Linked DNA regions of Homo sapiens: region 2 is linked to region 1. A link is a contact called in ENCODE Hi-C or POLR2A ChIA-PET data. All regions are on one chromosome and are shown on one strand. The core of a region is the stretch at or near the end of the contact, and the rest is flanking DNA. Distances in the headings are between cores, read along the strand shown. Region 1 has its middle 35 kb from the start of DOCK9-DT. Region 2 overlaps UBAC2 (UBA domain containing 2).

What was found. A loop is a pair of places that touch in the nucleus more often than their neighbours do. ChIA-PET counts read pairs that join two places held with the same protein, here RNA polymerase II (POLR2A). Pooled maps may share reads with other maps.
Region 2: a loop to region 1 is called in a pooled map, with 2.5 times the contacts of the local background. The contact joins two enhancer-like sites. A Hi-C loop is called at or near these places in 2 of 50 pooled maps. POLR2A ChIA-PET finds 5 or more read pairs at or near these places in 2 of 52 experiments (CD8-positive, alpha-beta memory T cell and T-cell).

What each region holds. Positions count from the first base shown.
Region 1 is chr13:99,049,924-99,053,633 of GRCh38, reverse strand. It overlaps a transcript of DOCK9 not described here. Among named protein-coding and RNA genes, the nearest start is that of DOCK9-DT, 35 kb to the left of the region's middle. Within about 2 kb of position 1,718, at least 3 of the 41 ENCODE cell types and tissues checked have a DNase peak (open chromatin) inside an H3K27ac peak, as active enhancers do.
Region 2 is chr13:99,381,060-99,384,817 of GRCh38, reverse strand. The region is part of intron 8 of UBAC2 (UBA domain containing 2); the gene reads right to left. Among named protein-coding and RNA genes, the nearest start is that of MIR623, 27 kb to the right of the region's middle. RefSeq lists a silencer at 1,189-1,483. Within about 2 kb of position 1,902, at least 7 of the 41 ENCODE cell types and tissues checked have a DNase peak (open chromatin) inside an H3K27ac peak, as active enhancers do.

The DNA of each region.
Region 1 (3,710 bases), core at 469-2,968:
AATTCTTTTGTACAAGGGTCTGAGTTACAGAGGTTTCTCCTTGTCTCAGAAAGTTCTTACCATTGGCTTTAAATAAAACCAGGTGGCTTTCTTGGTTCAAGTGGCTTACAGAAAGAATACCTTAGAAAGCAATTTAATTCAATTACATTTAATTAAATTATATTGAATTTGAATAATTAAATTTATATTCTAAGTTTTTTTCTTAGAAGCATAATGAGCTATTTTAGAAATATGTATTAAGGTTGCTGGTTTTTTCCTTCTGCCACAAAACGTGATTTGCATGGGAAATTATTTATAGTAGCTTAGAATTCTGAACAAGAGTGACAAAATTTATCTTCTTTGCTCTCCTGCAAATTTGTATAGGCTTAGGAAATTTTGTCATTTAACAAAGCTCTTGAAATCTCTGTGGCTTAAGTTACTGTGGACATAATTCTTATCTGATTTCAATAGAAAAGGACAGTAGGGATGTGAACACAGTGGCAGCTGGGAGAGGGCGCAGGAGTGATGTTAGTGGTAATCTATTTTATTTTCAGGTGTGTTTAGGAACTGGGCTCCTGGAGACAACCAAGAAATTGGGAACTGGAAGTGGTTTGACTGAAGGAGTAATGGGAGAGACTTCATCCCAACGGCGAATCCCTACTGAGGCCTGAAAAACCTACCATTAGAAATTCATTAGCATCAATAGAGTGGAGAGACAGCCAATGGAATGGGAGGATATATTTGCAAATTGTACATCTGATAAGGGATTAATATCCAAAACATATAAAAAACTCAACTCAAAGTGAGAAAACAACTCAGTTAAAAAATGGGCAAAGAGCCTGGGCAACATAGTGAGACCCTGGTCTCTACTTAAAAAAAAAAAAAAAGAAGGCTGGTGTGGTGGCATGTGTCTATAGTCCCAGTTACTTAGGAGTCTGACGTAGGAGGACCACTTGAGCCCAGGAGTTCGAGGCTGCAGTGAACCATGATTGCACCACTGCGTTGCTCTCCAGCCTGGGTGACACAGTGAGACCCTGTGTCTACCCCCACAAACCTCCCCAAAAAAAAGGGCAATAGCCATTTTTCAAAAGAAGACATACAAGTGGCCAACAGGTATATGGAAAAATGCTCAACATCAATAATCATCAGGGAAATGCAAATTAAAACCACAGTGAGATACCACCTCACACCATGGAACCCTTGGATACGGAGTGTGGTCTGTACTTTGAAATCATTTAGGATAGCAGAATATTTTGTGGAATCTAGGGAGATGGGGAGCTGAGGTCAGGGAGAAGTAAGCTGTGTGCTGGCATTTGTTTACCAGGAGATCCTTCCATCCTACTCCATGGCCAGGCAGTGAGTAGTGGGCCAGGGGTGAGGGTCTCTGTGGAAGCACAGGATGCTGACATTAGACAGGGCACACTCCTACCTTTGCTGCATATCCACTGCCCCTTGCAGGGCCTTCATGTTTCCCTAGGGGCTGTGGAGCTGTGCCCATCATCCCCACTAGAAGCCCCCAGCTCTGATAGTCAAGCATTTCCATGGGGAAAATTGGTCGTGCTGAGAGCTAATGACTTATGGTTATTAAGGATGTTTTGAATCTTTAAACAGGAATGGTACTTGGCTGAATATCAGTTTGGCTTCTGTTGCTCATTGCATGTCTTCTTTATTTTCAAAAAGCCAACTGATTTCTCTTTCATATGTGGTGTTTCCTGTGGTTCTGGTGTTTTTGTGAACAAATTTGTTATGAGGAAATTCAGCAGATTGTGAGTTCTGATTTTTTTTTTTTTTTTTTTTTTGCCACTAGTGGAACATGTTCTTTAGCTGCAAACTGGAAATGTAGTTTTTATTGGTTGAATTTTGATAGGGTGTACTTGCTTTGTGGATCATCCTGAGCAATTGGGACCACTTTTGTCTGGGGTTTGAAGTAATTGCAGGTGAAAAGGATGAGTGTAGTGGTGGTGAAGGTCTCATTTCTACAGCTGAGTCAAGTCGTCTGCAGGTTGTGTTCATCATTCACATTCCTGCTTTGCTTGGTTTGCCTGGGATGTTTGTATCACTATCAGCGAATGACCTTTAGAGCATTCGGATAACCTTAAGTTCTGGGTATTGAAAAGATGTATTTTTCTTTCCTGTTTGGATGAAATTTTCATTAGTATGAAAGCTGCAGACCTCATGTTTCCATTGCGAGGTTCAAGAGAGAAGGTAGAAGAATGAATGAAAAGTCCTTGGGACTCGGCCCCAAGCCCTCGGTGAAGAAGTTGTGCCTCCTCAGGCTCTGTCTGCTTCAGGGACTTTCAGGAAGTTGCAGGTGTGTTGTGCCTGCATTGTGGGCTCAAGCAGAAATCAGTAAAGCAAAGAGCAAGAACTGAGCTTTGGCGGGAAAGGGGGAGCCTGAAGAGCTCACAGTGTCAAAGGAAGCACTGAGCTGGCTCCTAGGCAAAGAACATGCCAGAGGCTTCCCTTCAGCCTTTCAAGGCCACTATTACCTCCCCTTCCCTCCCCCATTGCTTCAGGTGACAGTGGAGGAACTGGAAGTTGCACAGAACACAGTGGCTCGCACAGCCCTTTATTGCTGGATGGAGAGGGGAGGGGTCCTCGCAGAGGCGGGCTGGGAAGCTGGGTGGGCAGGTGATGGAGAGGAAGTCTCCCACTGAGTTCTTCATCCTTCTTACGTCCACCTGTGCAGGATGAGCTGCTTGTGCTTGGCCTTACGTCCTGGCAGCTGTCTCTGAAAAGTTTTAATCTTTGATTTTGAGAATCAGACATCTTTGGATCCAAGGGTTACCAACACCTGGGGGGGCCATGTATATGAAGTGGAGGCTGGTTTTAGAGCAACGACACATTAAAGTGGGCTGGGCTACAGCTGCTCTAGGGGATAGATGGAGAGAGTTTGTGGGACTTGTCATTAGTGTCTACAACATGGTGGGTGCTTATGACATGTTTATTTTTTATTTATTTACTTAGAGACGGAGTCTCGCATGTCGCCTGGGCTGGAGTGGAGTGGTGCAATAGCTCACTGCAACCTCCCCCTCCAGCATTCAAGCTATTCTCCTGCCTCAACCTCCCGAGTAGCTGGGATTACAGGCGCCCGCCACCACGTCTGGCTAATTTTTTGTATTTTTAGTAGAGACAGGGTTTCACTACGTTGGCCAGGCTGGTCTTGAACTCCGACCTCGTGATCCACCCACCTCAGCCTCCCAAAGTGCTGGGATTACAGGCATGAGCCACTGCGCCCGGTCATGACATGTTGATTGGATGGGAGAATAAGTTAGTCATGCAAGGTCATACTGTTTGTAGCTGATTCAGGTTTCGCTGTCTCGGATATTTCCATTCGTGTATCACTGCAAGGGGAAGTGGTTTTGCTTTTTTTTTCTCCTACAGGCCTGAAATATGGAATGAACTCTAGGTACTTGATTTTAATTAAAGCATTACCAAAGTGTTATTTTTGCTCTGTGACATAGATAAACTACACATGCTATGTGTCTTTCCATTTTTGATTTGTTTTTACTTGCTGTCCATGGCTTGAAATTTTAGACAGGATCCAACATGCAAGCAGGTGTCATCTTACATGTTGAAACCTAAATATCCTCCATAAACTTTGATAGCTCCATAGGTTATTTTCAGTATTTTCACATATCATATTTCAATTTTTTAAATCTATAGCATAATTGCTTCTTGTATTTTTAGATGTCATGAAGATGTTGGCCTAGGAGAGAACCTGCAGCATT
Region 2 (3,758 bases), core at 653-3,152, 330 kb before region 1:
CGGCCCTGGCATCACACTCCTGGCGTCACTGCCACGCTCAGCCCTGGCATCACACTCCTGGCGTCACTGCCACGCTCAGCCCTGGCATCACACTCCTGGCGTCACTGCCATGCTCGGCCCTGGCATCGCACTCCTGGCGTCACTGCCACAGAACTGCCTGCCTTTGGGTGCTCAGACTACTTTGACAGCTGTGCCACTTGCAGCCTGGGGCTTACGCAGGCAGCAAAGTGGGGCTGAGCCTGGGGCAGCAACTGAGGAAGGAGGCAGTGAAAGCCACCAGAAGCAGGGAGGAACAAGCATGCATTGTTTTTGACCACAAATCCTGATTCTGTGAATACGGAGATTTCCTGTACTTTTCTCTACAGGCAGTCTCCAGTATTGAAATTGGCAATGTTACTAAAGCTTATTTGCAACCTTTTTTCCCAATTAAGAATATATTACAAAAATATTCATGGCCCCAGATTGCCACAGGAATACATTTTTTTTGTACTTATATTAAAATAAACTGCACTTGCAGTAACACCTCATCAAAGTCAACAGTCTTGTACATGTTGAGTTTTTTAGCCACTTGCGCATTAAAGAGGCTTTTGTGGGTTCACCTGAGGACTTAGTCAGAGTTTCCAATTTTTCTTTCCGAAAGAGAGCGAGCTACTTGGTGCTACATGGTGGAAAGAGAAGGGGCCCAGTATCACCACCCCTTCCTCTGCTCAGGGGACTCAGTGGGTGTGAATGGGGACTATGGCATGGGGTGGCTGGAGGAGGGGCCGGGCATGGGCCTGGGCATGTGGCTCCAGAAAGCCTGCTGTTCTTCCTCTCTATCCCACTTCACCCGCAGCCTAGTGGCTAACTCTGGATATTCTGAGCAAAATTAACCTAAGGACTCAGCAAGGTGAGGAAGAAGGTGCAGAGAGTAGAGAGGCAGGTGGGGGAGGGAACCTCCCAGTGACCACCCAGGCCCAGACACCCAGACCCTCCTCCCCCAAAAGCCTTAGGGAAGAGTTGAGGGCCAACAGGGACACGCAGTGGACACTGCTCAGAAGCTGGAGTCCAGCCAGGGCTTTTCCAAACGGGGGGTGCCGCCCATGTCATGGGACCACTCAGTGGGTGAGGACTAGGCTTACAAATGCACGCAGTGAGCGTGCTCCTCCCCGGAACGTTGCTTTCAACCCTTAGCACGGGGACTGACGCACAGCCCTGGCTAGGAAGCCAAGAAGGGCTGCCAGGTGTCTTCCAAATGCCTTGCGGTGGGGAGGGCTGTCCTGGAGCAGCAAGATGCCCAGCACCTGGGACACTATGGCGCCCTCAGGTGATTCATGCTCAGCTGCCCAGGGCTGGTGGACAGCGTAGAGCAAAGGCAGAAACCTTCTAGTTTGTTTTCCCACCAGAGGAGAGAGTGTCGTAGATAAAAAAAACAAAAAACAAAAAACAGTAGCTAACAAAACTAGAATTGAAAAGAATTCATTTGGTTGGCTGGAAAATGATCAGATGGAATTTAACAGAGATATGTACTGTCCTAGACTTAAAAGGTCAGGCAGGATTTGAGAGACCTGACTCGAGAGCATTTTATGTGAAAATTCCTGAGTGTTTTCAGCAGGCCCAGCTTAACTGGCCACACCAGTGATGCAGCTCCTTACACAAGAGCGTGCACAGGCACACACACACACATGCACACTACTAATGCATCATATGCACATCAGCTGTGGCTGAGTGCCCTGGCCTCACTGCCAGGTGGCTGAGAATGCTGCCACCCTGGTGTTCTGCCCCTCACAAGCTGCCATCCACACAATGCCACAGCTCTTGATTTTGCCCTTTGAAGTAACCGAGAACAACCCTATTCTCTTTTCCTACATAAAGCACTTTGCGGGTGTGACAGCCCTCTCCTTCCTCCCTCAACCCACTGGCTTTTCTCGGCCCCCACCCAGGCCTGTGGGTACCGTGGCTTGTTCTGCTGTGTTGCTGTCTCTGCCCTCTGCCCTGAGCCTGATGACTCCTCTTCCCCTGGTGGGTCTTGGGGCCCCTGCCTTTTTCCATGTCTCCCAGACTAGAAGGCCCCCAGAGCGAAGTCCTCATTGCCCCACTGCCTTCTGTCCTGGGCTCCCTGCAGCTGTGTCTGTGGGGTGATAGCTTCTCCCCACCACTGTGAACTCCCAGTATGAGGGCTGTGGCTGCCTTTGCTCATTCCTGTGTTTCAGGATCCAGTTCCTTTCAGCCCATCCCCTCCCATTTGTGCACACCGTCTCAGAACACCGCGCCCAGAACTGAGTGTGACACCACGGGTGTGGTCTCACCAGGGCAGTGAGGCCACTGCCCTCCAACAGTCTGGGCCCTTAGCTTCAATGAGAGCAGAGGAATGCATTAGTAGTGTGCATATGTGTTGTGTGTGCCTGTGCATGCACTTGTGTAAGGAGCTGCATCACTGGTGTGGCCAGTTAAGCTGGGCCTGCTGAAAACACTCAGGAATTTTCACATAAAATGCTGTCAAGTCAGGTCTCTCAAATCCTACCTGACCTTTTAAGTCTAGGACTCTACATATCTCTGTTAAATTCCATCTGATCATTTTCCAGTCAACCAAAATGAATTATTTTCAATTCTCATTTTGTTATCTACTGTTAATCATCTCCCTCAAACTTGTATCATGCCTAAATTTGATTAGTAAACCTCTACAACTTTGTTCAAGTTATTATTGATGAAAATGTCAAACACGTCAGGTCAAAGAGCCCAGAACTCTGTGTTCAAGGGGTTAATCAACATTTTTAATCAGTTTCAAACCCACTTCATTGCACTATCATTATCCATTCTGCATGTCACCAACATCTCTCATAAGCTGATGAGATGTTGTCAAAGGTCTTGGTGATCTCTTGCCAACAGGATTGGTTTGGTGTCCTAGACCACAGCTGTCTTTTCAACGTTCACAAACCATCTATTTGATAATAATCTGTTTAAGCTTTTGCCAGATGTGAAACTTCAATTCTGCCACTTGGTTCTCAGAATTCACACTTTCCTTTTCCTTAGGAACATTTTCAAGCTAAGTGTTCCTCCCTGTGCTTTCTCAAGCCTCCATCAGGTTGTGCAGGGAGAGGGGCTGGAGGACTCAGGCTGGATATGTGTCATGTGGAAGGAAAACTCTCTCTGATCAAGGTGGTCTTTCCAATCTTGGGTGGAAATAACCTGTATGATGTTCCCTCCAGTTAAGGACCATTGTCATTGGTGGAGATAACTCAGGCCAAACGGGAGCTGGCCTGCCTTCCTTCCACCTACTATCCACCACCATGATGCCATGGCCCCCAAACAACTTGGCCACTCTTAATGACGTTTATTTAAACGGCTTGGAAAAGCTACCTTTACTACTACCTGTAGTACTTCAAGTGCAGCTGAGGACTGGCTGCTTCTTTGCACCCAGCCAGCACAAACGAATCCATTTGCTGTCCACACTCAGCAATTTGGAGATCTGGCAAATGACGATTCATAATCTGGAGTGATGAAGTGTGACTTTAGGCCACAGCTCCACCTGGCACTTGAGCTCTCCCTCCACTGATGATACATTTGGTTTGGAATCCACAGGATGCTGATAATGGGCTGGCTACACACAGGTCACCAACACAGGGCAGCAGCATGGACTGCATGCAGGCCCTGCCCTGGAGAGGGAAGAACCCCTTAGGTCTGGGATGGCTGGGCTGGGTTGTAAGTCACGTAGGTGACATCCTAGAGTAAGAACGAAAGCTTTCTATGTACACGAGACTTCCTTCTGAGTTCATTCT